Linked DNA regions of Homo sapiens: region 2 is linked to region 1. A link is a loop called in an ENCODE intact Hi-C map of the cell type or tissue named here. Cell type or tissue: HCT116. All regions are shown on one strand. Links, peaks and the distances in the headings refer to the core of each region. The heading gives the core; the rest is flanking DNA. Region 1 overlaps DDX27 (DEAD-box helicase 27). Region 2 overlaps PTGIS (prostaglandin I2 synthase).

Evidence for each region. A loop is a pair of places that touch in the nucleus more often than their neighbours do. Peaks named below come from ENCODE experiments on the same cell type or tissue, not always from the same donor. Only the 100,000 strongest peaks of a DNase experiment are listed, where the experiment ranks them.
Region 2: it touches region 1 in a loop (5-fold over the local background); 7 of 110 quality-filtered maps call a loop at or near these places.

Annotation. Positions count from the first base shown.
Region 1 is chr20:49,241,747-49,250,077 of GRCh38, forward strand. DDX27 (DEAD-box helicase 27) reads left to right here. Exons shown (of 21, transcript NM_017895.8): 17 at 147-241; 18 at 337-460; 19 at 848-935; 20 at 1,883-1,957; 21 at 2,070-2,327. The coding sequence ends at 2,088. ZNFX1 (zinc finger NFX1-type containing 1) reads right to left here. Exons shown (of 14, transcript NM_021035.3): 14 at 4,154-7,965. The coding sequence ends at 5,521. Among named protein-coding and RNA genes, the nearest start is that of DDX27, 26 kb to the left of the region's middle. In HCT116, for the core only: a CTCF peak has its summit at 4,910 (motif pointing right); a DNase peak (open chromatin) is centred at 4,935.
Region 2 is chr20:49,530,839-49,539,169 of GRCh38, forward strand. The region is part of intron 5 of PTGIS (prostaglandin I2 synthase); the gene reads right to left. Among named protein-coding and RNA genes, the nearest start is that of PTGIS, 33 kb to the right of the region's middle. In HCT116, for the core only: CTCF peaks have their summits at 3,585 (motif pointing left) and 6,440 (motif pointing left); a DNase peak (open chromatin) is centred at 3,563; H3K27me3 peaks cover 317 bases.

The DNA.
Region 1 (8,331 bases), core at 18-8,017:
GCACGAGCTACTGCACTCGGCCAAGAAGTGCTTGCCGCTTTTCATTTTAATCTGCTAACTTACCAATTGAAAACGTGCACTTCTTATCGTAAGCTTAAAAAAAGATAAAATCATCCCTGAAATCTTATGCTTTCTTCTCATCCCAGTTGCCAAAGCTCTGCAGGAATTTGACTTGGCCTTAAGAGGAAAGAAGAAAAGGAAGAAGTTTATGAAGGATGCCAAAAAAAAGGGGGAGATGACAGTGAGTGGCCTCCCTTTTGGAGTTTGGGCCCACTCGGTGGGGTGGGTCAGAGTGGCCTGGTGTGTTCCACACTCACACCTCCCCACTCCCCCTAGGCAGAGGAAAGGTCTCAGTTTGAAATCCTCAAGGCGCAGATGTTTGCTGAACGGCTAGCGAAGAGGAATCGCAGAGCCAAGCGGGCCCGAGCAATGCCCGAGGAGGAGCCAGTGAGAGGTCCTGGTAGGTGAATGGGGAGCCCAAAGGAGCTTGTACAAGGTTTTCCCTGAAACCTGTGCTTTGGGTCAGGGAGAAAATCTGAGGGATGATGACAGTAGCCCACATTATTTGAGTAATTAGTATGTACCAATGTGTACAGCTATCCCTCCACGGTCTAAGGGGCGCAGTGACCTTGTGGTTGTTGAGAACTAGGATTTGAACGCCAGCTTTTCTGACTCCGGAGCCTAAGGCCTCACCAGCTGCTACTTGGAGGAGCTGGTGAGGACAGAATGAAAATAGTCTTTGGATGCCAGAGTATCCACTGAACTTGGAATCATTACCTTGAACTTAAGGGGATTTAGGAGCTTGGGCCAAAGACAACCATATGTAACCCATTCTCTCTGTGCACAGCCAAGAAGCAAAAGCAGGGGAAGAAATCTGTATTTGATGAAGAACTCACCAACACAAGCAAGAAGGCCCTGAAACAGTATCGAGCTGGGTAGGATTTTAAGTCATCATGGAGCCCTTGGTATTCTTTTTTTTTTTTTTTTTTTTTTTGAGACGGAGTCTCGCTCTGTCGCCCAGGGTGGAGTGCAGTGGTGCATCTTAGCTCACTGCAAGCTCCACCTCCTGGGTTCAAGCAATTCTCCTGCCTCAGTCTCCCAAGAAGCTGGGACTATAGGCGCACGCCACCATGCCCAACTAATTTTTGTATTTTTAGTAGAGATGGGGTTTCACCATGTTTGCCAGGATGGTCTCGATCTCTTGACCTCCTGATCCACCCGCCTCAGCCTCCCAAAGTGCTGGGATTACAGGCTTGAGCCACCGTGCCCGGCGAGCCCTTGGTATTCTAATGGAAGCTATGAGTCTTCTGCCTCCTTCCCCATTTCCAGTTTTTGCACACCTATAGCTTTATACTATGTAAATTCAAGGGTACCTGTCTGTTCTCCACCCCCCACCCCTCTCAGAGCCACCTGAGGATCCCAAGGTGAGAACAGGAGAGGGGTGTTCAGTTAGCACTGTTCCTGCCTTGGAGGTGAAATAGTACATTGTTGGGTTCAGAAATGGAGCTTTCCTTCAGGGGAGTGATAACTCTTTCATCTCAAGTTCCATCCTGCAGAACCCCAGAGAATCCTGGCTTGCTCTTAGGAATATGTTGTCCCACACCATTTTCCCCAGCCCAAGGTTGGGGCAGGGGCAGACTAAGCTTCCCAAGTAGTGGTATATACCTAAGAAGGGCCTCTTCCAACCTTGTTTTAAAATTGGGCCCTGACTTCCAGAAACACGTTATCAGGTGGAAACACATAAAGGCTTAGAACTTAGGGCCTGAAAATGATGCATCCCAGAGATGCTACTGCTTCATGTAGGAGCTGGGGAGGGTGGGGGTGAGACAACACCCATTTGTTCAACAGTTTGCTCATTTCAGCATGTCATCTTCTCTCACAGCCCTTCCTTTGAAGAAAGGAAACAGTTGGGCTTGCCCCACCAGAGACGAGGAGGAAACTTTAAATCTAAATCCAGGTGATACTGGCTGTTTTGGAGGGGCATAGGTTTTGGGATTAGAGATAAAAACCTTTCATGGAAAAGAAGCTTCTCCATCCTCATTCTGGTCTTAACTCTGATTTTCTTACAGATACAAGAGGAGGAAGTAGCTGTCGTGGCCTGAAGAAATTCATGGGGGCAGCCCTTAAATCCCTTCCCTGTGGGAAGTCATCCTGGCTGGTCTGTCTTTTCTCCATTTGTTTAAAAAAAAAACAAAAACAAAAAACAACACTTTGGTGTGGTGGTATGGTACGTAGCTATTTTCCTAAGCATGTCTGTCAATCTCCCTTCTTGCTGATTAGCTTTCATATGACTATATTAAATGGAAGTATTTTTGGGAAAAGAGAAACCAATCCAAGTGTATATCTTATTACTATCTCTTCCTCAATGGCAAATGTGCCCACAGTCTACTAGCTTGGTATCACCACATACAGTTGGTATGCATAATCTTTATGCTTGTAGAGGAACAGGGTATGGAGTGAGGAAATTCTTGGTAGAAGTTCTCTTCTAGCCTGGGGAACATAACAAGACCCTGTCTCTTAAAAAAAAACAACAACAACAGAAAAGTTCTCTTCTGTTGATACTCTAGAACTAAGAGCTAAATGATAGCTGAAGAAGATAGCTAAATGATAACTCTTAGTTCTAAAACATCAACAGGGGAGAACTTTAGCATGAATGCCAACCATGCACCAGATATTCTGTGTGCTGAATAGAATCCAGTCAACTCACTGCACTCCTGTGAGGCAGGCAGTGATATCCTCATTTTCCAATAAACAGAGGCTTGGAAAGACTAACTTTCCAGAGTTGCACAGCTGGGAATTCAGGTTTTCAACCAACATCTACTTGAACCCTCACCTTACCTCTTGCTGCTGTGCTGTGGAAATGCTGCTGGAGAAATGGAAGCCCGAAAAGGACAGAAGGAGCCTTGACACCATAAATTAGTTACTTGCTGCAAAAACCAGAGTCTCTTGTCCTCCAGGCTGGAGTGCAATGACACGATCTTGGCTCATTGCAACCTCCACCTCCCGGGTTCAAGCGAATCTCCTGCCTCAGCCTCCCAAATACCGGTGATTACAGGTGCCCGCTACCATGCCTGGCTAATTTTTGTATTTTTAGGAGAGACAGGGTTTCACCATGTTGGCCAGGCTGGTCTTGAACTCCTGACCTCAGGTGATCCACCACCTCAGCCTCCCAAAGTGCTGGGATTACAGGCTTGAACCACTGTACCTGGCCAAAAACCAGTTTTGATCCTGTAAGAACGTCGGTTCTCATCCTTTTCTGACTCAGAATGAGATGAAAGCTGTGGGGCCCCACCTGGAAAACTGTATAGTTTGTTATAATTTCAGGGAGTACTTACCACCCTACCCCCAGCTTAAAAATTATAAGTTATCCAGTAGCACATACCCTAGATACTAAAGAGTGTGTTCAAAGCTATTCATTCAGGCTGCACCTAAGTCACCAACAGAGGGTCCAATTCAGAAAATGATGGCACAACTGTGTGATGGAGTACAGTTCAGACTACTGTCTTACTGGATTTTACAGAAAGTAGGTTATTAGGCTAAAAAAGCCAAGTGCAGAACTGTGTACTTTTTCTTTTCCTTTTCCTTTTTTTGAAGCAGGGTCTCACTCTTGCCCAGGCTGGAGTGCAGTGGCTTCACTGCTCACTGCAACCTCGACCTCCCCAGGCTCAGGTGATCCTCCTACCTCAGCCTTTGGAGTAGCTAGGACTACAAGTGCAAGCAACAACACCTGGCTTATTTTTGTATTTTTTTTTTTGTGGAGATGGTTTCGCCCTGTTGCCCAGGCTGGTCTTGAACTCCTGGGCTCAGGCCATCTGCCCAATGTGGCCTCCCAAAGTGCTGGGATTACAGATGTGAGCCACCATGCCTGGCCTAAGGGATGTGTATTGCATGTGCATAAGTTCTCTCTGGGAGGACTCAGGAAGTTAACAGGGTTTGCCTCTGGAGAAAGAAACTTCAGGTATACCCTTTTGTACAGGCTGAAAAAATGTTCTTTTTACCGTGGGTAAAAATGATTCATTCACCAGCTAAATAAAAATCCTGTATCACAAAAACAAAATCACAGCCTCACTGTAGACAGTGCCTTCCCTGTGCCCGTCTTCACTGTCTTTGGCTGAGTTGCTTCTGAAAATTGAGGATACACGTGGACCACTGATTTTCTCAATCATTGTTTTTAATTGGCTTTATAAGCTAAAGTGCATAGTAAAGACAAAAAAAGGAAATGCATACATAGGAAAGGGACACTTAGAAAGGACCTGAGATACCTAAATGTCTGTTCTAAGGAACACTGGAAGGAGGGAATGCAGATGCAGGCAGCAGGCCTGGGTCTGGCTTCTGGCCTGGGTTTGGAGCCTGCAGAAGCTGCTGGCATGCTAGCTCTACCCAGGGAACAGCTCCAAGAGGGAGTGTTGGGATGAAGGATCACACTTGGGATAGGTGCTGCTGGTACCAAATGTGATTTTAGCTCCATTCAGGGCCCAGGGGTAACCAGCAGTGCCACCAAACCTGTCAGCAGGTAAAGAAACTTCTACCATCCCAAAGTGCAGGTTACAGGAAAGGGGTCACTCCTTAATGACGACCTGGGCCTGCTGCATAAGGCCCATCTTATGCAGCATGTGGGCTGTCCCATCTTCCCCACTCTCAGTGACTATGTAACTGTGTCAGGGTGAGTTGGTGCAGTCTTTTGTCTTATCACGTGCCTCCATCTCCTGGAGGCAGGGTGCCCAAGGAGGGCAGGGAGGGGTTCTTGTGCTCCTTTAAGGGATAAGCAGTTCATAAACAACTATGGGCCTCTGTTTATTATGAGAGTTAGTCTGCAAATTAGGGCCTGGCAATTAGAATCGGTCTGCATCAATGAGCTCATACTCTGTTCCTGGGGAACAATGTAGAATAAACATCTGACCAAGTAAAGACCCAGAGATACCACTAGGTGGCCCTAGGTGGAAGCCCCAAACATGTTCCAGGGAGTCTGTCCACTAATTTGCAGGAGAGAAGGGGTGAGATTTGTTAACTTTGCTCTCAGTTCTGGAGATAAAGTGCTTACTCTAGCGCAGGGGTAAATCTAGAAACAAATGTGGGTGAGCCCTAAAAGTGGATCCTTAAGTAGGTGCTAAGACTAAAAAGAATGATTTTTTTTTTTTTGAGACAGAGTCTTGCTCCTGTCGCCCAGACTGGAGTGCAATGGCATGATCTCAGCTCACTGCAACCTCCGCCTCCTGGGTTTAAGCGATTCTTCTGCCTCAGCCTCCCAAGTAGCTGGGATTACAGGCGCCCGCCATAACGCCCAGCTAATTTTTGTATTTTTAGTAGAGACGGGGTTTCGCCATGTTGGTCAGGCTGGTCTCGAACTCCTGACCTCGTGATCCGCCTGCCTCGGCCTCCCAAAGTGCTGGGATTACAGGCGTAAGCCACTGCGCCCAGCCTAAAAAGGATGATAATAAAAAACAAACTTCAGTTCCTTCATTAGGGAGCTGGCCCCAGTCATTCAGTGGCGAGGGCAAAAGGCAGTGGTGTACCATCTTCCTACATCATCCCCTGGATCTCCTCAAAGTTCATCAGGTTGTTGGCCGTGTCAGACCAGGCAGCATGCTGGGCTCCATCCATTTCAGAAGCAAGCTGGTTGCTTCTTTCCAGAGTATGATTTGTGCCACCAATCACTTCCTTACAGTCAGGACACGTGCCCCTCTCCATGGCTCCCCCACAATCGCCAATCACATAGATATGGCCATTGCGGCACTTGAACCAGTGACCACGAGGATAACCTATGGCACTGACAATCTGCACTCGCTCTTCCTCTGAGATGCCCAGGCCAGAGCAGGGAAGGGTGGCTTTCAGAGCTTCCATCTTTTCCTGCACAAGTTGTTCATCCTCTTGGGTGAACTTACATGTTTTCTCAAGGATATTCTGGACACTATAGACCTCTACTGCTATGCTATCTTTCACCTTCTTCTCTGCTATCTTGTAGCGGGTCAGAAGGTTCACCAGGTATGTGAGCCTCTGGATTTCACTTCGGAGGTCACTTAGTTCCTGGCTAGTGAAGCTCAAGCGCTTCTTGGCCAGCCACTCATGGACCTGTTCTAGTCGAGTCCTCACTCTTTTCTCTTCTAAGACATGCATCTTTTTCAGGGAATCCCACAGGCTGGCCAGGTGGTCATAGAAGCTGATGTAATTCTCAACCAGACCCAGGTCCTTCACTGACAGATTTTTCTGGGCCAGCTTCTCCTTTAACATCAGGAAGTCTTCAGGAAGCAGCTGGTGGAGGAGGCTCTTCCTCTCCAGCAGGGCCTTAAGCCGTTCCTGGCTGGTTGCTATTTCCCCTGCTGAGCCCTGGATCTTTTCCTTGATGATTTCAATCTCTTCTAGCCGCTGTTTTATGCTAGTTCCATACCTCAGGTTTTTGCGGATGGGCACCTGGCAGATAGGGCAGACTTTCAATCTGATGGCGACTTCATCATCCTTCTGTTCATTCATGTAGCGGTCTAGGGCTTGCACCTCAAAGATGTGGCTGCAGTCTTCCAGCTGCACAAAGCGGGCATCAGGCTCATCCTCAAAGCCAAAGAATATTTGGGTGACCTCATCCATGTGGCAGATCCGGCATTTCTTGGGGCATGGCTCCCCACAGAGACCAATGCAGGGGTGGCCACAAACTAGCAGCTTAGTACAAGGCACATAGCATGGGGGTCGGTTGCAGGGCTCAGAGCAGAGTTTGGTGCACTGGTAGTGCTGGCAGCGCCAGACACAGGGTTCCACGCAGGGACTACACAGCTCCCCACATTTCTTCTTGCACTGGCTGTGGACACAGCGGTTCTGACAGGTCCGCTGGCAGGGTGGGCACTCACCAATGCATGGTTCCTGGCACTTGTGTGAGCAGATAAGCAGGCGCTTGCAGGGCTGCTGACAGCGTTCATGGAAACGCCCTTCGAAGCAGCTGTGGCAGGAGCCTGGGCAAGGATGCCCGCAGTCCAAGATAGTGCCACACTTTGTGGTACACTTGACTAGCAGACCACCATACAGGAGGCCTTCCACATGACCACATTTTACCGGTTGACTGTGCCCACACTTGAGTTTTATGGTGACCATTTCTGAACACAGCTGCACACAGTCCTCACCACATGGGTGGCTGCATCTGTGCCCACATCTCAGAGACTTGGAGCAAGGCTCCTGGCAGCAGAAATCTGACTCAGGCACGGAACAAGGGACCATTTGTTCATGGCCGCACCGAGGAATGGTTTTGGGCACCTTCACCTGACAAGGCTGACACTCCTGGAAGCAAACAAGGGGACACCGGTGCCCTTCCTGACAGATGACCTTCTGGCATGGCTTCATGCATTGGAACTCCTTGTGTGAAGAGTCATAAGGGTGGCAGGCACGGGTGCAGACATGCCCACAGCCCAGGCGGAACTCGCAGGGCAGGCTGCAGCCTCCTTCGGGTACTTTTTGGAAGTCAGAAGCTTTGGATACTAAGGTGTGGGTTTCAGGGTGGTTCTGGCAGCAGAGCCGGAGCATGGGGCCTATTTGATTGTTCTCTCGAAGTGTATGAATGATCTTGCTCCACAGGGGCACCTTGGCCAGCATCTGCATGTTTCCGATGCAGTACATTCCCTTCTTGGCTCGGGACAAGGCCACACAGATGCGGTTGGATATCTGCAGAAAACCCACCTTGCCTTCTTGGTTGCTCCGCACTAGCGAGAGGAGGATGATGTCATTCTCTTCCCCTTGGTATTTGTCCACAACATGGACCCTGACGCCAGCAAATGTCTTGGCAGGCATCAGTTTGCGCAGGCAGAAGAGCTGCCCGGTATAGGTAGTGAGGATGGTGATCTGGGAAGGCAGGTATTCCTGGCACAGGAAGTACTTGCACAGCTCTACCACAAAGTGAGCCTCATGCTGGTTCTGATGGCTTTTGCCCTCTTGGATTTCCTGTTCAGGAAAGTTGTGTTCTACAAAGAAAAGGTTGGAAGACACCCCCTGACAGGGAAAAGAAGTGACATGTTAAAAGGTTCACTCATGGCACTTGTTTTTTTCTTCCTCTCTTGACATGCACTGGCCACTTACTCTGCTCCAGAGAGAGACCTTGGAAAGCTTTTTGTCCACTCAACATCACTATCTTTAGTTCTTTAGTTAGTCATTGTGTGCTTCATTTTGGGGCCACAGCAAGTTATGAAAATAAAAGATTATGTCTCTTTCAGTTTTCAAGATACTTGTTTGATGTTAATATTTAAAAAAGCTGGCTGGGTACAGTGGCTCACGTCTGTAATCCCAGCACTTTGAGAGGCCGAGGTGGGTGGATCACCTGAGGTCAGGAGTTTGAGACCAGCCTGGCCCACATGGTGA
Region 2 (8,331 bases), core at 278-8,277, 290 kb after region 1:
AACTTCCACCTCCCGGGTTCAAGCAATTCTCCTGCCTCAGCCTCCCGAGTAGCTGAGACTACAGGCGTGCACCACCACGCCCAGCTAATTTTTGTATTTTTTAGTAGAGACAGGGTCTCACCATATTGGCCAGGATGGTCTCGATCTCTTGACCTCGTGATCTGCCCAACTCGGCCTCCCAAAGTGTTGGGATTACAGGTGTGAGCCACCGCTCCCAGATGTTATTTGGAATTTTTGGTATTGAGTTGTATGAGTTCCTTATCTATTTTGGATGTTAACCCCATATCGGGTATGTGGTTTGTAATCTACTTTACATTTTTAATGTTTAAACCACGCGAAATAATTTTTAAAATAAAATAATAGAAAATCTGGCAAACCCCCCAAAAATAATTTCCAGTGAAACATCATATACTGTAGAGATTCAAGGAATTCAGTGCATATGGGAGTGAGGAAGAGAAGATTCTGGAAAACTGAGCTTGGTGGCTCAACCTGGGGCCCTGCAGATGAGCAAAGCTGTGTAGTTAAAGGGGGAGTCTGCATAAAGCCCCCTCCTGAAATGTGGTCGTGGGAAGAAAGCAAATGTTCGAAATGGTTACAGCACATTTATACAATTCACTACAGACGTTCAACAAAACAGATACGGAGAAATGCAACTATTTACTTCCATTCCTAATTATTTCAATATTTAGGTTGCCCCAAAAATCAAAAAAAGACAAAATTTTAAAAATCTTCCCACTGGGAAAACAGAGGCTTGCTGTCTACTTGGGATTCCAGTACAATTTGCTATTTTGTTGTTTTTTTTCTTTTGAGACAAGGTCTTGCTCTGTCACTCAGGCTGGAGTGCAATGGCGTAGTCTGGCTCACTGCACCCTCAACCTCCTGGGCTCAAGTGATCCTCCCACCTCAGCTTCCTGAGTAGTTGAGACTACAGGTGTGAGCCACCACAACTGGCTAATTATTATTATTATATTTTGTAGAGACAAGGTCTGTCTATATTGCCCAGGCTGGCCTCAAACTCCTGAACAAAAGTGATTCTCCTGCCTTGGCCTCCCAAAGTGCTGGATTACAGGTGTGAGCCACTGTGCGCAGCCTCATGCTGTATTTTAATGTCTGCATAAAGGCCAAGTGTTGTTCTGGGAAACAGAGTAGCCGCAAGCCCCAGGGAGTTATGGAGCATTTGAAATGCGGCTGGCTCGAATGCAGCCACATTTAATATAGGGTAGGGGAGACACTGGATTCCAGAGTCAGCATGAGAAACAAAATGTAAAATATCTTATCAATAATTTTAACATTGGTTAATGCTAAAATGCTAATAATATTTTAGATGTATTGGCTTAAATAAAATGTATTATTAAAATCGATTTCACTTCTATTTTTCTTTTTTAGTGTGTCTAATAGAAAATTTTAAATTACAAATGTGATTCCCATTATTTGTCTATGTACAGCACTGTTCTAGAAGGATAACAGCAAACAGATAGCAATAGTTACCTGGGGATAGATTTAGAGGGAATGTGGTCAAAAGAGAATTTTCCTTTTTGAAATATTTGATTTTTTTTTAACAAAAGTCAGAGGAGCCCAGTTAAGAGGCCCAGTGCTGTAGCAGAGTGCCTGACCTTGAACAAGTCACCTCACATCTCAGCATCTCAGTTTTCTTGCCTGTAAATTGGGATAATAAAAGTACCCACCACAGAGGGTTATATACAGATCAAATGCGTTATTAACATCTAAAGCACAGAGATGACTGACACAGTCCTAATAAACGCTATATTATTAAATAACAAATCTTACTGAATGTTAGCAAATTATTAGCCCAAGGAGAACATGTTCATGAATTGCTTCTTTAATTAAGAAACAATAATAAATTGCGAAATACAGAGCACAAAGTTTGAAGACAGAGAGCATTGAAATCCCAGCTCTTCCCTTTCTAACGAGATGACCTTGGCCAAGTCACTTTGCATCTCTGAGCCTCAGTTTCCCCCATGTGTAAAATGAGGGCCATCTAGCTCATAGGATGGTCAGGAGGATTCAGAAAGATCACACACAGAACACACTTGGTATCGGTAGAAGTTTGTAAAATGCTACTTGCTACATTCTCTCCATTATTACGAGGTATTTCTTATTGGTGTGATAACCGGATGCCATGAATGAGGGCTGCCAGGCCCACGGTGATTGGCAGCCCACCAATTTAAACCAGATTGGTGTATCTGGTTTAAATCCCAGAGTCCCCATGCTATGTAGCCTCGGCTGAGCCCCTGCCCATCTCTGGACCTCAGTCTCCTCATCCAAAAAATGAGGACCCAGACTTGAATACCTCTCAAGTTTTTTCTGGGAAAGCCCTCTAGGCCCTCTAGATTTGGGGGCATAGTACAGAGAGGCCCCCAGAAGACACATGTCTTTAAAGTCTTGTGTTTTACCTTTGAAATGCATCAGAGTTTTGCATCAGACTCTGTGATTCTTTGATATAAGAATGCCTTTTTCCCCAAAACAATGTTCAAATAAACAGCCCCCCAAAATAATCCAGTAAAATAAATGTTCCAGACAGAAGCACTATGCTTAGCTAGGGGGTCTGTTTAACTGTCCCCTGCCCCCAACTCCCTACTGTATGAGAAACACCAGACTCAATGGCCTAAGGGTTCTCAAAGGATTAACTTTCTTTTAAAATATATTTATACTTTAAAAAGTGAAGGAAGAATAATGTATGCATACAGAAAAAAAAGAAGAAAAATAAAGAATCTAAGAGTTCAAGTCCACATCTTGTAAAAAATGATTTTCTCTCCACCCCTTCTCGGCCTTCCCAAAGGCAAAAATCTATACATACTCCCACATTTTTAAAAATGGCCGGGTGTGGTGGCTCACACCGGTAATCCTAGCACTTTGGGAGGCTGAAGCAGGCAGATCACTTGAGGTCAGGAGTTCAAAACCAGCCTGGCCAATGTGATGAAACCCCAGCTCTACTAAAAAAGTACAAACACATTATCCGGGGGTGGTGGTACGTGCCTGTAATCCCAGCTACTCGGGGGGCTGAGGCAGGAGAATTGCTTGAACCTGGGAGGCAGAGGTTGCAGTGAGCTAAGATCGTGCCACTGCACTCCAACCTGGGCAACAGAGCAAGACTCTGTCTCAAAAGCAAAAACATATATATATATATATAAAATGTATGTATATATAGTGATATAGTATACCCTCTGCCTGCAGCTTGCTCTTTTTTGTAACAGTAGATTTCATTCACTACCAGTATGTCCCACTCTGTTTTAGATGCATAGATGGCCTTTAGATGAATGCATAATTTATTTAATCAGCCCTTACTGATGGACTTTAAATTGTTTCTAGCATTTGCAATTATAAGCAATGTGACAATGAATATGTTTGTGTATCTGTAGACATGTGCAAGCATTTATGTAGGATAAATTCCTAGAAGTGGAAGTACAGGATCAAAGGAATGTGCATTTTATTTTATGTTTCAGCAGGTTCTGCCAAAAGAGGCTGCAATGCTTCAAGCACCCCACAGCAATGTTCGGGGGCTGCTTTGCCCACATGCCTCTGGTCCCAATTAAGATGAGAAATCACCGTCCCACATTGCCACCTGCTGCTCATATTGAGAAATGCATCCTTCCTATAGCCAGCCCAGGGCTGCTCCCAGAGTGATGGGGGGAGTTCCTCTGCGTCTAATCAGACTCCTCTGGAGCATCTGTGTGGAGGAAATGGTAATGGAGAAACCCAATTTTTCCTGGGGAAGCAATCAGTGCTAGGATGTGGCAGGTGCTTTATGCACAGGATTTTGCAGACAGACAGACCAAGTTTCCACCTACCAGCTGCATGTCTATGACAAGTGATCTCACCTCTCTGAGCCTCAGTTTCCTTATCTGCAACATGGGTATGTGAATAACAACCTTCCAGCATGGATGGCAAGATTTGATAAGCTCAAATGAGTTCCTCTAAAAAGATAATAAAGGACACAAACAGCCGGCTCATAAACAGGAAATGCAAATGGCTACTGAAACACAAAAAAATACAAAAATTAACCAGGCTCAGTGGCACGTGCCTGTAGTCCCAGCTACTTGGGAGGCTGAGTTGGGAGGATCGCTTGAGCCTGGGAGGTCAAGATTGCAGTGAGCCGAGGTCTCGCTACTGCACTCCAGTCTGGGTGACAGAGCAAGACTCTGTTTCAAAACAACAAAAAAACCACACACACCCAGAGATGTTTCATCACAGTAGTCAGTGATATGCCACATAGAGCCAGATGTCCTTTTTTCCATCAGATTGGCAATTATTTAAAGGCTGATAACTGCATGTTGGCAAGGTTGTGGTAACATGCAAATTAAAGCAATAAGTTACCCACCTCTGCCCATCAGATTAGCAAATAAATGGAAAGATTGATGGCATCTGGTGGAGCAGATTTCTTCCCTTTAGGTAGGCGGATGAATTGCTCTGTGGTTTTGGAAATGATGTGGCAGAAGCAGATAAAAATTTTAATGTATAGGGCCTTTGACCTGGCAAAACCACTTCTAAGAAGTGGGCAGAGAGAAATGAAATAACCAGATGGTAGAACAGATACAAGTACAATGAAATGGTATAAAAGCAAAAAGAAAGAAAGATAGAATATTGACATCTGTCAGAGGGAAATGGCTAACTACTGAAACAGCCATGTGAGGGCTAAAAAAATGTATTGGTTTTTTGTTTTTGTTTTTGTTTTGAGATGGAGTCTTGCTCTGTCACCCAGGCTGGAGTGCAGTGGCGTGATCTTGGCTCACTGTAACCTCTGTCTCACCAGGCTCAAGTGATCCTCCCACCTCAGCCTCCCAAGTAGGTGGGATTACAGGCGCTTGCCGCCATGCCCGGCTAATTTTTTGTATTTTTGGTAGAGATGGGGTTTCGCCATGTTGGCCAGGCTGGTCGCAAACTCCTGACCTCAAGTGATCTACCTGTCTCAGCCTCCCAAAGTGCTAAGATTACAGGCATGAGCCACCGTGCTCGGCCAGATGTCTTGTATTTTTAATGTTAATTTCATATCCTTCTACTTTGCTGGATTCATTTATTGCTGGAGTTTGTTTTATTATTGATTTTCTGGGGTTCTCCAGGTACAATATCAGATCATCTGCAAATAGGAATAGTTTTACTTCTTTACCCATTCTGATGTCTATAATTGGTTTCTCTTGTTTAATTGCATCAGCTAATATCTCTAAAAGATGTTTATATCAACAGAGAAGAATGTACAGCTATATTGTTAGGTTAAAAACAGGTTGTAAATAACAGATACAATTTTTCTTTGTAAACACAGAGACACTGTAGATGTGCATATTTGTCTCTAGTTGTGAGAACATACAAAATACCATGAAGGGATAATACCACCATGCTAACATTGGCTTCACAGGAAGCTGGGCTTGGAAGAAGGGGTATTATATTTTATACAACCTGTAACTCTGAATTGTTAACCACAAGATTATGATTCTCTCATAATGTAAACAAAATCAATAATGCATTAAAGTTTGGCTTTTTAAAAATATATAAGCAAAAGGAAATGGGTGATGAAGTGTTTGAGCACTGACTATGACAATGCTTAACCTCGTATCTGGCACATAGTAAGTGCTCAGCAAACAGTGCTTTTTCTTTTTTTCTTTTCTTTCTTTCTTTCTTTCTTTCTTTTTTTTTTTTTTTTTTTTGAGACGGAGTCTCACTCTGTCGCCCAGGCTGGAGTGCAGTGGCACAATCTCGGCTCAGTGCAACCTCCACCCGCAGGGTTCTAGCAATTCTCCTACCTCAGCTTCCCGGGTAGCTGAGATTACAGGCGCCCACCACCACGCCCAGCTAATTTTTTTGTATTTTTAGTAGAGACAGGGTTCCGCCATGTTGTCCAGGCTGGTCTTGAACTCCTCACCTTAGGTGATCCACCCGTCACGGCCTCCCAAAGTGCTGGGATTACAGGCATGAGCCTCCGCGCCCGGCCACAGTGCTTTTTCTTGTTACCTCAGCCAATTCTAACAGCTGCCCTCTAGGAAGATCCTGCTGTTCCCCCCATTTTGCAGATGAGATCGCTGAGGCACAGAGAAAACACACAGATGCTGGGAGGGGGAGCTGGTAAAGCTCTTCAAGCCGTCAGAGCCCAGACTCTGTCTTAGCCACTCCCCTCCACGGTCCCTCCAGAGAAAGGAACTGGGGCAAGTAGAAGTAACTTGCTCCGAGTCACCAGCAAGGAAGCAGCAGCGCAGGAATTCAAATCCAGGCCTCTGCTGCAAGTCTCTGAGCCCAGCACACACAGCACTTCCCAGCCTTCTCAGGACACTTGTCAGACATGCAGTTTTCCAAGCTCTCCCCTGGAGACCTGGATTCCTATGGACCTGGATGGGGCTGAGGGACCTACGTTATGAAGAAGGGCCTGAGAGGATTCTGCTCATCAGGGAAGTTGGGGGCACATGGCCCAGGGAATGGCGCCGCCCAGTGGTTCCTACGGCCCCTGCACACGGAATCAGCCAGGACACTCTACCAACACTAAGTACGCTCTGCAGCCACAAAAACAGATGAGGTAGATTTTTACAAATCGATGTGGAAATGCTGTAGACAGGGAGTTGAGTGAAAGCTGTAAGCGGTACAACAATTCTTCTAGTGTGATATATCTAAGTTATAGAAGTACAGGCTAGGCAGGGCGTGGTGGCTCATGCCTGTAATCCCAACACTTTGGGAGGCCGAGGCAGGCAGATCTCCTGAGGTCAGGAGTTTAAGACCAGCCTGGCCAACATGGCGAAACACTGTCTCTACTAAAAATACAAAAAATAACCAGGCGTGGTGGTGCGTGCCTGTAATCCCAGCTACTCAGGAGGCTGAGGCAGGAGAATTGCTTGACCCCGGGAAGCAGAGGTTGCAGCGAGCCGAGATTGTGCCGCTGCATTCCAGCCTGGGCAACAGGGCAAGACTCTGTCTCAAAAAAACAAAAACAAAAACAAAACAAAAAACAGGCCAACAGCTAAAAGAAATGCACGTGTGCACTGAAAGATACGTACAAGAATGTTCACAACAACCTCTTCCTAACAGCTCCAAATGGGGGACTACTCAAATGTCTATCAACCAGGAATGGATAAACAAATTGTGGCATATTTCTTTAATGAAATACTATACGGCAATAAAAAGAACAAGCTGTTGGCCAGGCACAGTGGCTCACGTCTGTAATCCCAACACTTTGGGAGACCAACGTGGGAGGATTGCTTGAGCCCAGGAGTTGGAGACCAGTCTGGGAAACATAGTGAAACCTCATCTCTACAAAAAAATTTAAAAATTAGCCAAGCCTAGTGGCATATGCCTGTAGTCCCAGCTACTCAAGAAGCTGAGGGGGAAGGATCACTTGATCCCAGGAGATTGAGGCTGCAGTGAGCCGAGATCGCACCACTGCACTCCAGCCTGGGTGACAGAGTGAGACCCTGGTTCAGAAAAAAAAAAAAAAAAAAAAAAAAAAAAAAGGCATGCTGGCTCACTCCCATAATCTCAGCACTTTGGGAGGCCAAGGCAGGAGGATCGCTTGAGCCCAGGAGTTCAAGACCAGTATAGGTAACATAGCAAGACTCCGTCTCAAAAAAATTGTTTTTAAGACAAAAAACAAAAAATAAATAAAAACTGGACTATTGATCCATACAACAACCTGGATGAATCTCCCAACATCAAGTTGAGTGAAAGAAGCCAGGCATAAAAGGGCACATACTGTGTGATTCCATTTCTAGGAAGCTGAAGAATAGGCAAAACTAATTGGAGGTAAAAGAAACCAGTCCAGTGGCTACCTCGCAGGGGTGAATACTGGCTGGGAAAGAGCATAAAATGTTTAGATCCACTTCTCAGTGCATTTATTTATTTATTTATTTATTTATTTATTTATTTATTTAAGACAGAGTCTGGCTCTGTCACTCAGGCTGGAGTGCAGTGGCGTGATCACAGCTCACTGCAACCTCCAACTCCCAGGTTCAAGCTATTCTGCCTCAGCTTCCCGAGTAGCCAGGAATGCAGGCACCCGCCACCATGCCTGGCTAATTTTTGTATTTTTAGTAGAGATGGGGTTTCACCATGTTGACCAGGCTGATCTCAAACGCCTGACTTCAAGTGATCCGCCCACCTCAGCCTCCCAAAGTGCTGGGATTACAGGTGTGAGCCACTGCACCTGGCCTCTCAGTGCGTTTAGATGTGTGTGCTTTCCTGTATATAAATTATACCTCAGTAAAAAACAAGAAGTTAAAAGCTTCAAAAATAAAATAAAAATAAAAATAACACACATCTGTGTGTCTGTTTAGAGAAAGTGCTCCCAGGATGTACTCCAAGCTAGTGATGGTGGTTGCCTCTGTAGAGGGAAGTGGT